2 separate regions of the Homo sapiens genome follow, and region 1 is linked to region 2. The links are chromatin loops, found by intact Hi-C in ENCODE. Cell type or tissue: thyroid gland. All regions are shown on one strand. Each heading gives the region's core, and the rest is flanking DNA. Links, peaks and the distances in the headings are about the cores only. Region 1 holds the start of CFAP126 (cilia and flagella associated protein 126). Region 2 overlaps TOMM40L (translocase of outer mitochondrial membrane 40 like).

Region 1 (8,330 bases), core at 213-8,212, 140 kb before region 2:
TTGGTCAGGCTGGTCTCGAACTTCTGTCCTCAACTGTTCCACCTGCCTCAGCCTCCGAAAGTGCTAGGATTACACGTGTGAGCCACTGTGCCCAGCGTGTACCTTGGATTTTAGATTACAGAGAGACAAATAATCTAAAACGATCACCTTTCTCTCTAGAACAGTGGGTTAGAGGATCCAGAAACAGACCCAAATATGTTAGGGAATACATTAAAAATGGCATTTCAAATCAGTAGAGGAAAAGAAAACTTATTAATGATGCCAAGGCAACTAGTTAAGGCAACTGAAGCATAACCTTGTCCACATTCACTAAAATTCCAGAAGGAACAAATATTTAAATGTAAGAACTGAAGCTAGGGGTAAATTATTTTTAAAATATTGGAATTCACAAAAAGCCATTCAAAGCATAAGATCCAGAGCACAGAAAAAATGAGTAATACATCTGACTACTACATAAGTACTAAAAACATGTCCATGGCAAAAAAAAAAAAAAAAACCCACAGAAAAACAACAACAAAACAGAAAAACCACCAACAAAATGAAAGTAAGTGACAAATTGGAGGGAATATTTGCAACATATTTGACAAAGGACTAATTTCCTTAATATATGGAGTTCAAACAGATTAATGAACATGATCAACAGGCTGGGTGCAGTGGCTCAAGCCTGTAATCCCAGCTTTTTGGGAAGCTGAGGTGGGCAGATGGCTTGAGCCCAGGAGTTCAAAACCAGCCTGGGCAACATGGCAAAATCCCATCTCTACAAAAAAAATTAAAAAATCAGCTGGGTGTGGTGGTGCATCCCTGTAGTTCCAGTTATTCGGGAGGCTGAGGTGGGAGGATTGTTTGGACCTGAGAGGCAGAAGTTACAGTGAACCAAGATGATGCCACTGCACTCCAGCCTGGGTGACAGAGGGAGGACTGGTTTCAAAAAAAAAAGTCAACAGCCCAATAGTAAGTGGCAAAATACATTAAAGGCCATTTTCAGGGAAAAAAATTAAAATAAAAACAGTTTATACACATATAAAAACACCCTAATTAAAGAAATGCAAATTTAAAACAATGATATACCATGTTGGGTGGGTGTGGTGGCTCGTGCCTGTAATCTCAACACTTCCAGAGGTCGAAGAATCACTTGAGGCCATGAATTCAAGACAAGAGGAACAATATAGTTAAGACCCTATCTCTTAAAAAAAATTTGTTTTTTTAAATTAGCTGGGCATGGTAGCTCATGCCTATACTCCCAACTACTTGGGAGGCTAAGGTGGGAGGATTGCTTGACCTCAGGATATTGATGGAACCACTGCACTCCAGAGCTTAGGCGGCAGGGAGACCGTCTCAAAACAAAAACAAAAAATAAAATTATATACCATGTTTAACCTACAGCTTAACAAGCAATATGATATAATGGTTAAAACTGCTGGCTCTAGAGTCAGAATACTTGGGATTAAATCCTGGCTCTACTCCTCACTGTGTATTCTCCAGTTTCCTTGGTTGGGTTGAGAACTAAATGAGAAAATGTAGTAAAGCAATTAGAACTGTGCCTGGCATGTATATAGTAACTGCTCAGTTAACATTAGTTCTACTAGTTCAATCAATTAGTTCTATTAGTTCAATTCTATTAGTTCAATTAAAATTGGTTTAAACTGAAAAAAAAAGAAAAAACGATGATGTTGAAAAGAAAGCAGAGAACTAGGCACTCATACGCCATCATACACCACTGGTAGAAGTACAAACTGGCACAATGTCTTTCAGTGGTAATTTGACATTATCTACTTATTTTATTTTATTTATTTATTTATTTTTGAGACGGAGTCTCGCTCTGTCTCCCAGGCTGGACTGCAGTGGCGCGATCGTGGCTCACTGCAAGCTCCGCCTCCTGGGTTCACGCCATTCTCCTGCCTCAGCCTCCTGAGTAGCTGGGACTACAGGCCCCCGCCACACGCCCAGCTAATGTTTTGTATTTTTAGTAGAGATGGGGTTTCACCATGTTAGCCAGGATGGTCTCGATCTCCTGACCTCGTGATCGCCCGCCTCAGCCTCCCAAAGTGCTGGGATTACAGATGTGAGCCACCGCACCCGGCCTATCTACTTATTTTAAATGCACAAACCCTTTTGACTTTGCAATGTACTTTAAAACATTTATCCTACAGATCACATATGTACATAAAAATACATACATACATATTCATAAAGATACATAGGGATTTTTCATTACAGCAATGTCCTTATTAGCAAAAGACTATAAATAAACTAAATGGTCATCCATATGGGTCTGAACAAACTATGGTGCATCCCAAAATGGAATATTATGATAAAAACATAATCCCCAAGATAGTCAAAAAGCAAATCAAAAAGCAATGTGGACAGCTCTCTCATTAGTGTTTGTATGCAGAGAAGATTTCTGGAAGGAGACACAAGAAATGAGTAACAGCAGTTGCCCTGAGGAGCAAGACTGAGAGTTGAAATCAAATGGAGATTTGCTTTTCACTGAACATCCTGTAAACATGAAATTTTTTCCATGTACATTACTTTTTCAATTGAACAAAAACTGGTTAACTTTTAAAAATGAGTGCAGTCATCATTTATCATTACATTCCTATCAGAAAGGCAGAGGGAGGCATACCAACTGAAGACAAATTCTAAGAGAAATAATGCTAGCCTATCATTGCAGATTAAAGGGCCAAAATGGATATCCTAGAGCAAAGATAGTCCTTGGTCCTTAAAGAACTCTTCTCTAGAGAGTGATAAGAACCACAGGGACTAAGCTCATGAGTTATCTTTCCAGATCTCACATTATCCAGGTATTAACTCCAGAGCCTATAAAACAAGAGCTGTTCTTCCCTCCATCTGCAGAAGCATAGGAGTGCTCTTATACTTGGTGTGTTGGTTAAGATGAGGATTTTGGGGGAAGAAGGAAAAGAGAAGGGACTGATGGATATACTTTATTTATTTTTTATTTTTTGAGACGGAGTCTCACGCTGTCGCCCAGGCTGAAGTGCAGTAGTAGCATGATCTCTGCTCATTGCAACCTCCGCCTCCCGGGTTCAAGCAATTCTCCTGCCTCAGCCTCCCGAGTAGCTGGGATTAGAGGCATGCACCACCATGCCTGGCTAATTTTTTGTATTTTTAGTAGAGACAGGGTTTCTCCATGTTGGCCAGGCTGGTCTCGAACTCCTGACCTTGTGATCCGTCTGCTTCGGCCACCCAAAGTGCTGGGATTACAGGCATGAGCCACCGTGCCCGGCCTGGATATACTTTATAATGGTCTCCTGGTCCTAATGATATCTTTGGGCAACTTATTTCTTAGTTTTTCCCTTTCATCTTGACACCTTATATATAAATTCACTTTACAATTCACAAAGCACAGTTCTACTTACTTATTAATTCTCCTAACCACCTCATAGATGGGTATTACAATACCATTTTATGAGTTTCAGAGGGGTTTCCTTGTCCCACACATATTAGGCTTATGTCCTGGCAGCCCCCCATTGAACTCTCCAAACCTGATCCTTTCCACTCTGTGATTTTCTCTCTTCATCCCTGCTCAATCTCCCTGCACCAGCACCCGATTCCATTTTATTCCAGTCAACACTAAACGCCTGTGTTCTTAGGTGCTGATTCTAGACAGTGACAGAGGAAATTTTTTAAGGACCAAGGACAAGATATGTTTTTCCTTCTGGGGACAGATTTGAGCTAGTTGCTTTTTAAATATTGTTCCTTTGTTATTCTGCCTGATAAGACAAAGTAGTGGGCCTTATAAACAGGATCTCACCAGGATTGAATACCTACTATGCTATGATATTGTCTAGACACTTTATTCATTTTATCTCACTTACCCTGTAAAAGCAGGCTCTATTATCCCCACAATACAAATGAGTTGATAGAAATTTAGTGAAGACAAGACAGTTGTTTAATGTCATATAGCTCCTATGTTCCCATGTTGAATAAGGATTCAAACCCCAGTATCTGGCTCTACAGCCTGTGGTACATTACACCATGTTGTCCAACAAGCATAGCTCTCAGGGTTACATGGTTTGTTAAAGTGGTTAAAAACCCCAATCAAAGGCCCGTGGAAGTTCTTAAGCAGGGGTAGGTTATGCCAGAAAAAAAGTAGTGGCTATTCAGCTAATTTTCTCACATTTACTCAGTCTTTCCCGTCTGTAAAATAAAAATGAATCTAAGTTCCAGAGAAAACAAATGGGGGCAGTGTGAGCCAAGGAAGTGAATAATAATAAGCAGAAGAGAAAGGCAGCCTCTGCTCATTGGTAGTCCCAGGAGGTCGGCCTTCTGCAGTTGCCAAGCAACGAGTGTAAACAGCACAAGATCATGGCCACTAACTACAGTGCCAACCAGGTAAGTTCCCATTCTCCATTTCTTTAACGTTTACTTTTGTTTTTCAGATTCTATCTTTGGACTGTCCCCTCTCATAGGATTCTGATCTTTGAACAGATAGCTGAGAGTGGAGTGAGATAATATTTTACCTCCTCAGGGATAGAGAGAGCCCAGGGGCGATCCAAAGGTATCTCTTGGTTAAATTTGTAGGGTGTAAACCAGAAGTTGGCAATTTTTTTTCTGTAAAAGGGCGGAGTGTAAAAATTTTAGGCTTTGCAGGCCAAGTGGCAAAGTCAAAAATATTCTGTAGCTACTTGCATAATTAAAGAAAAACATTTTTCCATAACATTTTTGACAAATTCAAAATATAACTGAGTACAATTTTTTGTACTACTAATGAAAATAATGGAATTTTGGGGGTTGAGAAAACATTTCACTTAACTGGGATTCAAAGTTAGTGTTCCATTTGACTGAATCAATTGTAAATGTTCATCTATAAAAATCACCCTTACTCTCAGGCCATCCCCAAACAGGCAGCAATATGGATATGGCCCATAGGCCATAGTTTACCAACTCCTGATCTAGACCAGTGCTGCCCAACAAAAAGAGTGCGACCCACAAATGTAATTTTAAATTTTCTAGTAGCTACATGAAAAAATTAAAACATAAAATTTAAATATATTGAATTTAACCCAATAAATCCAAATATTATTTCAACATTTAATCAGTATTTAAAAAATTATAATCAGACATTTTACGTTCTTTTTTTGTACTAAATCTCCAAAACCTGCTGGGTGTTGTAGCTCACGTCTGTAATCCCAACACTTTGGGAGGCTGAGGCACAAGGATCGCTTGAGGCCAGGGGTTTGAGACCACCCTGGGCAATATGGTGAGACCTCGTCTCTACAAGTAAATTTAAAAATTAGCTGGACATGGTGGCATGCACCTGTAGTCCCAGCTACCTGTGAGTCTGAGGGAGGAGGATCGCTTGAACCCAGGTGTCCAAGGCTGCAGTGAGCTAGGATCATGCCACTGACTCCAACCCAGGTGGCAGACCAAGATCCTATCTCAAAAAAAAAAAGAAAAGAAAAAAACTTAAAAATTCAGCATATTTCATATTTACAAAGCACCTCAATTTGAACTAGTCATATTTCAGGTGCTCAACAGCTCCATGTGGCTCCCGGCTCCATGCTGGACAGCACACATCTAGACCAAACAAATTACACCCTTGTCATAGTGACTTAAAGCCTACATGGTTGGTCAGGCCTTTGGTCTTCAAATCTAAAGAATTGTGCCTAGTCTTCATTTCCTGGGTTTGGGGCCTTGAAGTCTCATAGGGCTACTTATCTTTCTCTCCACAGTATGAAAAGGCTTTCTCATCCAAGTATCTGCAGAACTGGTCTCCCACTAAGCCAACAAAAGAGGTATTCCATGTTCAGTGCACCTACAAGATAGCCTCATGCTCTCCCTGTCAATTAACTCCTTTTAGCATTCTCTAAACTCCCATATCCTTCTCTGACCAAGCTCCCCAAATACTTCCCTTTTTCCCCTCACAAACCTTTATCTCTCCCACTTGTACCCCAGAGCATCTCTTCTCATGAAGGCTACACTCAAATTATTGCCAACGATCGTGGTCATCTACTGCCTTCTGTGCCCCGTTCCAAGGTGAGATACTATCTTCACTCCTATCAAGAAAGTCAAATAATTAAGGCACAGAACTGGGAGATGTGCAGTCTCTCACAGCCATTATCGGGAAAATTAAAGTTTAATCTAATTCATGTTGTAATGTGAGAGCCCCTGAACTTCCGGCCAGCTTACCCAGCAGGATAGAGTTGTGTTTAGCACCCTTCAGAAGTTCTTAAATTGATCAATGATCTGTATAAATGAAAGCCTTCAGGTGATGACATTTGTGCAGTGGGTACTCCTTTGCCACACTCGGCCTAAGGATGTGGAATTTAAGTTGGCAGAGTAAAGGGGATGAAAAAATTAGGCCTGCAAAGCCTAAATGAGGGAGGGGGATAAGGAAGGGTGGGAAGATTATGCTTTCAGTCTTGTTTCATAACCATGCATTCCTAAAGGTAAAGAAAGGAAATAATACAGAGGTCTAAGTCAGTTACTGGGAGTGAGAAGCCCTACTGAGGAATCCCTTTTCATTTTTAGGCAAATCCTTGGGGTTCCTTCATGGGCACCTGGCAAATGCCTCTGAAGATACCCCCTGCTCGGGTGACCCTGACCTCCCGTACAACTGCTGGTGCTGCCTCCCTCACCAAATGGATACAGAAAAATCCTGATTTACTCAAGGCCTCCAATGGGCTGTGTCCTGAAATCTTAGGCAAGGTATCTATTCTTCCCATCTAACCCAAAACCCTGTAGTCTCAATTTCTTTTCAACCTCAAAAAATGTCTATTGTTATGCCACCACTATCCCAGCATGGGGGACCTCTAACCAATTTGTCTTATCTTGACTAGTCCTTAATCACCTTCTGAGGCCTGAAGGGATGGGCTAAGGACATCATACCCCCAACAGTAGAAAATGATCTAATCTCAAGGTGGGGGAGGGTGGTTAGAGAAATCAAATTTAACTTTTCTTATTTGAAACTTGATCTACTGCCCATGGTATGGGGAGAAAGGGAGTTAGAATCCTGAGGTGCATTAGGAATGATCCGGGCCTGACCAGAGACATGACTATCTCTCCCACTCTTATCACTGACAGCCCCATGATCCAGACAGTCAGAAGAAACTCAGAAAGAAGTCTATCACAAAGACTGTACAACAAGCACGAAGTCCAACCATAATTCCAAGCTCCCCAGCTGCCAACCTCAATTCCCCAGATGAACTCCAAAGCTCACACCCCTCTGCAGGTCATACTCCAGGTCCCCAAAGACCAGCCAAATCCTAAGAGCCCACCTGGAAGTCCACGTATGCTAGAACTCTGGGCAGGGCCTAATCTAGCTGAGGTCCAGAAATACAAACCTGGAACTTCATATGGACCAAGTGGCCACACACTGAAAAACCCGTATAGCGACTCAGTGAAATAAACAAGAGCCCCCAGTCAGAACTGTGAAACAGGGAAATTTTGGGGTGGGAGTAAAAGCAAATTTGGAAAATAAACTTTTTTTTGTTGAATCTTTTACTGATCTGGATTTTCCATTCTTGCTATGGCTGCCTCTTGTAACACAATTAGGAGAAGGAAGGTAGGAGAAAATAAAGTAGGGAAAAGAACATACAGTGGTTTGGGTGGAACACATTTTTACAAGAATTGAGTCAGTTATACTCCAGAAATGACCAAGAGAAAGTTGGTCTGAATCATGGAAAAAGGGCAGAACCTCAAAGAACCAGTCCCTCAACCCTACCCACTCATTTTTTATCCTGAGCATGGACAACTAACAACTACAAAATCAGAAATAGAATTGAGTAGAGTATGTATATGTGTGTTTGGAGAAGGTGGGGAAGAAAAGGTAGGGAAAACCAAAGTAGAAGATACTATGCTTGTGTAAGACTTTCTATCTAAGCCCAAGTACAAATATAGTTTGAAAATTGAAGATATTAAAGTGATTGGAAGACAGAGAAGAAAAAGACAGTAAGTAGAAATTTAAGGCAGAATAACAAACATGATGCTCTGTCACACCCCCCACCCACCCACTACCATGCTTCAATCACCCAAATGGTACGAAACCACCAAAAAATTCAACTGCCCTACCCATTTTCCAGCCTCTAACAGCTGTTTATCATTGACCCCATTTTATATTTTCCTGGCACTGGCTGTTAAATTTAATGCCCTTGCCAAACCTTTCCCAGTCCCAATGACAAAGTGTTCTGTCATGATCACTTGTCCCTCATTCCAAGGACAAAGTAGAGAACAGCTGGTTTAAAATGGAGGAAAGGTACAAGGACTTCCCAGGGCCCCTCTAGTAAAAAGGGAAAACCAATCATTACTTAAAGCCAAATACTATTTGGGACCCTGAATGAAGACTGTTAAAACAGCGGGTCCCCACCTTA
Region 2 (8,273 bases), core at 274-8,273:
ATTACTCCTTTATCTTAGAGTCTAACTACCCTGTGGCTGGCATCCTACATCTTGCCAAACACATCACTGTATAAACTGGTGGCATAACAGAGGGAAAGCTGAATGTTTGTCTGATGGACACAGCCCATTAGTCAAGAGCATTTATTATGTACCCACTGCCTGTGAAGCACCTAGCTAGTACTACATCAACTAGGCTTTCTGGAGTGATCCTGTGTTGCCATGGAAATGCTTGAGATGTGTTGGATACTATCCACCCCTGGGGACCTTTGGGCACAGCTCAGATTAGTCCATTTCACCAGATTCCCAGGTCTTTTAGACCATGTCATCTCAGCCCCTCACCTATCCATTGCATCCCAGACTCTAACAACATCTCTGTGTCTCACAGGAGAACAGTCAGCAAAAGCATTGGTCCCACCTGCCCCTTTGCTGGAAGCTGTGAAGTCAGCAAGACTCAGAGGCGCCACTGCCCAGCCTGCAGGTTGCAGAAGTGCTTAGATGCTGGCATGAGGAAAGACAGTGAGTTGGCCCCCTACATCTCAAGAATCCATTGACTGCGTCTGTCTTTGTCCTTGTTCCCAACAGTGCATTCTCTACATAGCAGGCACAGTACTCTTTTTGAAACTAGTTGGATTATGTCACTATTCACTCAAGACATCCAATGGCTCCCCATCTCAAAGTACGTGATCTCATGATCTAGCTCTCCCACAACACCTTTCAGACTTTATTTCATACTCTTCCCCCTTTACTCAACCAATTCTAGCCACACTGACTTCACTGTCATTCTTAGAAACACCAGGCCGGGCGCGGTGGCTCACGCCTGTAATCCCAGCACTTTGGGAGGCCGAGGCAGGCGGATCACGAGGTCAGGAGATCGAGACCATTCTGGCTAACACAGTGAAACCCCGTCTCTACTAAAAAAATACAAAAAAAATTAGCCGGCCGTAGTGGCGGGCGCCTGTAGTCCCAGCTACTCGGGAGGCTGAGGCAGGAGAATGGCGTGAACCCGGGAGGCGGAGCTTGCAGTGAGCCGAGATCGCGCCACTGCACTCCAGCCTGGGTGACAGAGCCAGATTCCGACTCAAAAAAAAAAAAAAAAAAAAAAAAAACACCAAGCGCACTCTTCCCCAAGGCTTTTCCACTTGCCATTTCCTCTACCTGAAATGCTTTTCTCCTAGATAGCCACATGGCTAGTCTTGTCTTTTCTTTTCTTTCTATTTTTTTTGATAGAGTCTCATACTCTGTTGCCCAGGCTGGAGTGCAGTGGCGCCATCTCGGCTCACTGCAACCTCCGCCTCCTGCGTTCAAGTGATTCTCCTGCCTCAGCCTCCTGCATAGCTGGGATTACAGGCATGTGCCACCACACCCAGCTAATTTTTTGTATTTTTAGTAGAGATGAGCTTTCACCATGTTGACCACGCTGGTCTCAAACTCCTGGCCTCAGGCGATCTGCCCACCTCCGCCTCCCAAAGTGCTCAGATTACAGGTGTGTTTTTTATTTTCTATCTGTTGAGTATAGTGCCTGTCACCTAGTAGGTGCTCAATAACTTAATTAATGCTTTCTCTGTGCCAGGTAACTGTGCTATGCTCCCAAAGGAGGATGTAACTGGGGCTCACGGAAGTTAATTTGCCCAAGTTAATTCAACTAAAAACTTGTGCAGGCCGAGCACGGTGGCTCACACCTCTAATCCCAGCACTTTGGAAGGCTGAGACAAGAGGATTGTTGAGGTCAGGAATTCAAGACCAGCCTGGTCAACAGAGTGAGATGTCCTCTCTAGGAAAAGAAGAAGGAAGAAGAAGTTGTACAGTCAGTATTCAAACTCAAGTTTACCTGACTCCCAAACTCTTGCTTTTTCCATATCACACGATTCTCACTATGGAAGAATGAAAGGAAACTGTAGAAGTCAAAGGATCTTGGTCTGAATTCAAGATCTTGGTTTGATCTTGGATCTTTTGCAGAAGTCAAAAGATTTTGGTTTGAATTCAATCTATATTACTTATTTTGTGACCTTGGTTCTGTCACCAGAATCTAAGCCTGTCCACATTTCTAAAAAATGTGATTGGGCTGGGTGCAGTGGCTCACGCCTGTAATCCCAGCACTTTGGGAGGCCGAGGTGAGTGGATCACTTGAGGTCAGGAGTTCGAGACCAGCCTGGCCAACATGGTGAAACCCCGTCTCTACTAAAAATACAAAAAAAAAAAAAAATTAGCAGGGCGTGATGGTGGGTGCCTGTAATCCCAGCTAGTCAGGAGGCTGAGGCAGGGAGAATTGCTTGAACCCAGGGGGCAGAGGTTGCAGTGAGCCGAGATTGCTCCATTGCACTCCAGCCTGGGCGACAGAGTGACAGACTCCATCTCAAAACAAAACAAAACAAACAAAAAAATATATATATACACATATATATACACATATATACACATATATACATGTATACACATATATATACATATATACACATATATATACACACACATATACACACACACACACACACACACACACACACACACACACACACACACACACATATATATATGATGAATACCAGCCCTGCCTATCCTGGGGTTGTTTCATTCAGTGGGATTTAACCTCAGAAGTTTTGAAATTTTGCTAAAACATCAGATAAAGGTTTATTTGAAAGGATTATTTGATTATTTTTGAAGGATTATTTGAAAACATCATATAAAGTGATGTTCTAGGTATGAAGACCCCTCCCTCTACACTGTTTCCCCAAAAGCCCTCGCACCTTTCCTCACATCTTTCATACTTTCCTCGCCACCCTTCCCTTCTCCCCCACAGTGCAGTTTTCTGCTGCAGTTCTTCACAGGTTGGTGGAAGTGTATAGGAGCCCCCTGCCTCCTGGAGCCTCTAGGACTTTAGCCAAGCCCAAGAAAGTCTCAGGAATTCCCCCCACTGCCCCCATCCTTCGTTGTGCAGGGCAGCTGAGGGGCCCCAGATCAGGGACCAGCAGAGAGAAATGCTCTGCTGGTCTCAACAGCTTTGTCATGATCTCTTGCCTGGCACAGTGATACTGTCGGCAGAAGCCCTGGCATTGCGGCGAGCAAAGCAGGCCCAGCGGCGGGCACAGCAAACACCTGTGCAACTGAGTAAGGAGCAAGAAGAGCTGATCCGGACACTCCTGGGGGCCCACACCCGCCACATGGGCACCATGTTTGAACAGTTTGTGCAGTTTAGGGTGAGCACCGACAGGATTTGGGTTGGAATACAACTAAAAGGGCACCCAAAAATGCTGGTCTGAAGGAGAGGGGTGTATGCCATGCACTGATACTGAGAACAGATCTCCAGAACCCCAGCCTGAGCAGGCTTCTCAGCAAGGAACTCTTCCAAGATAAGGCTGGCGAGGCCTAAAGGAGGGCCCTAGGGCCAGAGCCTCTAGCTAATGTTCTGATCATTGCAGCCTCCAGCTCATCTGTTCATCCATCACCAGCCCTTGCCCACCCTGGCCCCTGTGCTGCCTCTGGTCACACACTTCGCAGACATCAACACTTTCATGGTACTGCAAGTCATCAAGTTTACTAAGGACCTGCCCGTCTTCCGGTGAGTGACCTCCCCTCATCTTTCAGGAGGCAAACACTTCAGTAAATTGTATATCCACCCCGAAAAGTCACTGACTACAAATTATCACATGCGTCAGCCTTTCCAAGCATTAGGTCTTGAATTCCCAGCTTTGGTTTTAAATGTGCCAATCAGAACTGGGAGTTCTTCTCCATCTCTGAAGTACAGGCTTGCATCTAAAGTGCCCTTGAGGTGCCGCGCAGTGGCTCACACTAGTAATCCCAGCACTTTGGGAGGCGGAGGCTGGCAGATCGCTTGAGTCCAGAAGTTTGAGACCAGCCTCAGCAACATGACAAAACCCCAACTCTACAAAAAATACAAAAATTAGCTGGGCATGATGGTGGGTGCCTGTAGTCCCAGGTACTCAGGAAGCTGAAGTGGGAGGATCACTTGAGCCCAGGAGGTTGAGGCTGCAGTGAGCTCAGATAGCACCGCTGCATTCCAGCCTGGGTGACAGAGTGAGACTCTGTCTCAAAAAATGAAAGCTAAAAATAATAATAATAGGCCAGGCACGGTGGCTCATGCCTGTAATCCCAGCACTTTGAGAGGCCAAGGTGGGTGGATCACTTGAGCTCAGGAATTTGAGACCAGCCTGGCCAACATGGTGAAATCCGTCTCTACTAAAAATACAAAACTTAGCTGGGTGTGGTGGTGGGCGCCTATAATCCCAGCTTCTCAGGAGGCTGAGGCAGAAGAATCACTTGAACCCAGGAGGCGGAGGTTTGCTGTAGCCGAGATCAGGCCACTACATCCAGCCTGGGTGACAGAGCAACACTCTGTCTCAAAAATAAATTAATTAATAAGAATAATAATAAGGTGCCCTTGTCGGCTGGGCACAGTGGCTCACACCTATAATCCCAGCACTTTGGAAGGCCAAGGCAGGAGGACTGCTTGAGCCTAGGAGTTCGAGACCACCCTGGGCAACATAGTAAGACTCCATCTTTACAAAAAATAAAAACATATAAACAAACAAAAAATTAAAAAGTGGGCCGGGTGCAGTGGCTCATGCCTGTAATCCCAGCACTTTGAGAGGTCAAGGCAGGTGGATCACCTGAGGTCAGTAGTTGGAGACCAGCCTGGCCAACATGGTGAAAACCCGTCTCTACTAAAAATACAAAAAATCAGCCAGGCATGGTGGCACACGCCTGTAATCCAAGCTACTTGGGAGGCTGAGGCAGGAGAATTGCTTGAACCCAGGAGGCAGAGGTTACAGTGAGCAGAGATCACGCCACTGCACTCCAGCCAGGGTGACAGTGAGACTCTGTCTCAGAAAAAAAAAAATTGAAAAGTGTCCTTGTTTCCTGCTTTCCACAGTTCCCTGCCCATTGAAGACCAGATCTCCCTTCTCAAGGGAGCAGCTGTGGAAATCTGTCACATCGTACTCAATACCACTTTCTGTCTCCAAACACAAAACTTCCTCTGCGGGCCTCTTCGCTACACAATTGAAGATGGAGCCCGTGGTGAGATGGTGCTAGAGCAATAGGGGGCATGTGTCCTCATGGTACAGGATGTGGTCAGGTGACCTAGAGGCTCCTAATCCTAGTATCTCCCACAGTGGGGTTCCAGGTAGAGTTTTTGGAGTTGCTCTTTCACTTCCATGGAACACTACGAAAACTGCAGCTCCAAGAGCCTGAGTATGTGCTCTTGGCTGCCATGGCCCTCTTCTCTCCTGGTGAGCACCTCCCAAAGCCCAGAGCCTTTTGCTGCACCACCTCTGCCCAAATACTCAGCTCCTTGAGTCCATCCACCCAGGCCTTCTAGCCTAGCTATCAAACCTGCAGACTAGGTCTATCCCAGCCTCAGTCCCCGGGGCACCACGCAGGCCCACCCCTGCCACCCAACTTGTCCTTCCCAGCTCCCTATCTTACAGACCGACCTGGAGTTACCCAGAGAGATGAGATTGATCAGCTGCAAGAGGAGATGGCACTGACTCTGCAAAGCTACATCAAGGGCCAGCAGCGAAGGCCCCGGGATCGGTACGGTGGGACACTGAGGGCTTGGAGGCCACACCAGGGCAGGAAGGGGTTGGTGAAACATTGAGCTTGGGAGGAATGTTTTTTTACTGTCCTTTCCTTAGGGAATTCAGGTATCGTGGGGTCTAGTCCTTCCCCCTGGCCATCCCTGTCTCACATCGTTTCAGCATCCAAATTGCTGTATTTGGATACTGCTGTTTCATCTCACTTTTTCCAGATTTTTTTTTTATTCAGTACAGATGCAAAGTAGTAGCTCAGAGGCTCTGGGTAATAGCATTCCTGAGATTGATGACATCCATTACCTCACTAGTCCAACTTCTCCAGACTAACGCAGACTTTTCTCTTCCCTTGGCCTTTCCTCTCCTCGCCATTGGGCCAATTCCTTCGATTTCTCATTTCCCTTGAAGTTAGGGCCATTCACAGTTTCATGGTCAAAGCCAGTTCCAGGTTCAATAGTCTGTGATTTATCCAGGCTCTGAGGTATGCACCGCTTCTGTTTTGCTCGTTCCTCCAAGAGCTAGTTTGGCCAGAAAGGGGATGCTTTATACCATAGAACACATCCACCTTCTAGAACCTGCTCTAGAAGGCCAGGCCCTCAGATTCCACATGGTTGGAGTTCTGGCCAAGTCTGGAGCTTTCTTCACACTCGGCTCTCAGAGCTCTGGGTTCAGAAAAAACTGAGCATGGTGAGAGAAGACAGTGTCAGACCGAGGCCCCCTGGAGGACCTTTGGAACCTCTGATAGTCTGTCATACCAGAGCATGATTTTCTCTAATGTTCAGACCTGGCTTCACTGAGGAATAGTTCAGGGGATCAGGGCCTAGAGACAAGACTCCCAACTGCCTTATTTCCCTCCTGTTTTCCTGGCAACCCCACTACTTCCTCCAAAGGTTTCTGTATGCGAAGTTGCTAGGCCTGCTGGCTGAGCTCCGGAGCATTAATGAGGCCTACGGGTACCAAATCCAGCACATCCAGGGCCTGTCTGCCATGATGCCGCTGCTCCAGGAGATCTGCAGCTGAGGCCATGCTCACTTCCTTCCCCAGCTCACCTGGAACACCCTGGATACACTGGAGTGGGAAAATGCTGGGACCAAAGATTGGGCCGGGTTCAAAGGGAGCCCAGTGGTTGCAATGAAAGACTAAAGCAATAACTGCCTCTTCATGCGGTCATGGGGATAGTGGGGGTGACCATAGGAACAAAGTTGTTCTCTGGAAGCACAGAAGATGGGAAGGAGGAAACCTCAGGGCTAAGAGGTAAAGAAGCTCCTTCTGGGAATGGGTGGGCCCCACTTCCTGAGACCAAACATCTAGCCCTTCAGCCCTACTTTCCCAGCCTTGGGAGGCTCTGGGATGGAAAACAGGATGGTCAGCTAATCCCATGCAGGATTAACCAAAGGGAAAGGAAGAAGGAAGCCTGAGGGCAAGGGGTGCCGGGGGAATTCAGCCATACCCCTTAATCCTTCTCCCTTAGTCCACAGCCACAAGAGCATGGGGAAGGTGATACTGGGGCTGGTAGCAGAGGGGGGATCCTCAAACCTCTGCCTCATCAACTGCCCCTGTGGCAGCTCCAGTTCTGAGGAGGGCATGGTCCTGTCCACCACTCTGCTCCTGGGTCCTAGAGATCACCCAGCAAGGTGGGCTCTGAAGAGGGGCCTAGTCTTTGGCCCTAGGGCACCTGACTCAGAGGTTCCAGCTGCTGTGGGGGCTGGCTCTGGACAACCTCAGCCCACAGTGATGCTGAAGCCACAATGGAATCTGTTGCGCCAGTGATTGAGGAAGGCTCCAAGGGCTAGGGTGACAGGCAGAGGGGGCATCTTCTTCTCCAGCACAGCACCTACACACCAGTTACTATCCACCAAGCCTGTTGGGGGAGAGAATACCCACTAGATTATTTAACAGGGATTGGAGGAAATAGTCACCAGAAGTAAGGTCGAGCTTCCCTCCCTCCTCTGCATCCCCCATTCCTCAGGATAGCCAAATGTCTCCCAATAACCCTCACCTCTAAATACCATGTTGGCCTGGGGCAGAGTCAGGTGGTAACCAAAGGAGAATGTTGTGTCTTGTAGCCTTGTGTTTGCCTCAAACTCCACTCCAACCTGAACCTGAGAACCATGGGCAAGGATGAGAGAGAGATCAGTATCAGTGAAGACCAGAAGGGTCCTGATGGGGAATCAGCAGAATGGAGGCATGCATGTAAATATATACACAGCGTGGTAGGAAGAAAAATAGGTCAGCAGGGCGATAGAGGTCCAGATGAACAGAAGTTCATGACTGACTTGCTGACAAGGAGGGAATGAGATCAGAGGTCTCACCTGTTCATTTGCCCTGTGGTAGTAACTTGCATGGGCCCCGCCTGATCCCACATTCAATGTAGCTACCCAGTGTACAGCTGTAAAATCCAAAGTACAGAGGGGAAGGAGTGTTAACTGTAGTATGACACAGGCCAGGAACCCCAGAAAAGTCCAGAATTGCCCCCCACCACCACCACTACTTCACTTCGCCCCATACCCGAGTACTTCCCAGCCAGTGTCAAGATGGCCCCCTCTTCGCCTGGCCGCCGGTGATAAACTAGCTCTCCTCCCAGCACCAGCCGATGAGTGAGGCTCTGCAGGAAGTGAGCAACCATGATCACTGTGGGGGAATGGGGAGACATGGAGTCAGTCATAGAGACAATATCCAGACCTGCTCCCTCACTCCCAATAACCGCCACCCCAGCCTGCCCAAGAA

The links. Peaks named below come from ENCODE experiments on the same cell type or tissue, not always from the same donor. Only the 100,000 strongest peaks of a DNase experiment are listed, where the experiment ranks them.
Region 1: it touches region 2 in a loop (4-fold over the local background); 37 of 110 quality-filtered maps call a loop at or near these places.

The regions. Positions count from the first base shown.
Region 1 is chr1:161,363,865-161,372,194 of GRCh38, reverse strand. It overlaps CFAP126 (cilia and flagella associated protein 126), which reads left to right and starts at 4,319. Exons shown (of 5, transcript NM_001013625.4): 1 at 4,319-4,353; 2 at 5,694-5,756; 3 at 5,917-5,997; 4 at 6,493-6,669; 5 at 7,045-7,462. The coding sequence starts at 4,327. The coding sequence ends at 7,230. RefSeq lists an enhancer at 6,514-7,016. In thyroid gland, for the core only: a CTCF peak has its summit at 4,190; a DNase peak (open chromatin) is centred at 4,274; H3K27ac peaks cover 533 bases.
Region 2 is chr1:161,228,090-161,236,362 of GRCh38, reverse strand. TOMM40L (translocase of outer mitochondrial membrane 40 like) reads right to left here. Exons shown (of 10, transcript NM_032174.6): 7 at 8,055-8,177; 8 at 7,859-7,935; 9 at 7,546-7,648; 10 at 5,617-7,407. The coding sequence ends at 7,268. It overlaps NR1I3 (nuclear receptor subfamily 1 group I member 3), which reads left to right. Exons shown (of 9, transcript NM_005122.5): 3 at 386-516; 4 at 3,025-3,194; 5 at 3,417-3,556; 6 at 4,889-5,034; 7 at 5,130-5,246; 8 at 5,445-5,550; 9 at 6,437-6,694. The coding sequence ends at 6,566. Among named protein-coding and RNA genes, the nearest start is that of MIR5187, 5.0 kb to the right of the region's middle. In thyroid gland, for the core only: no CTCF peak of the experiment used is centred there; no DNase peak of the experiment used is centred there.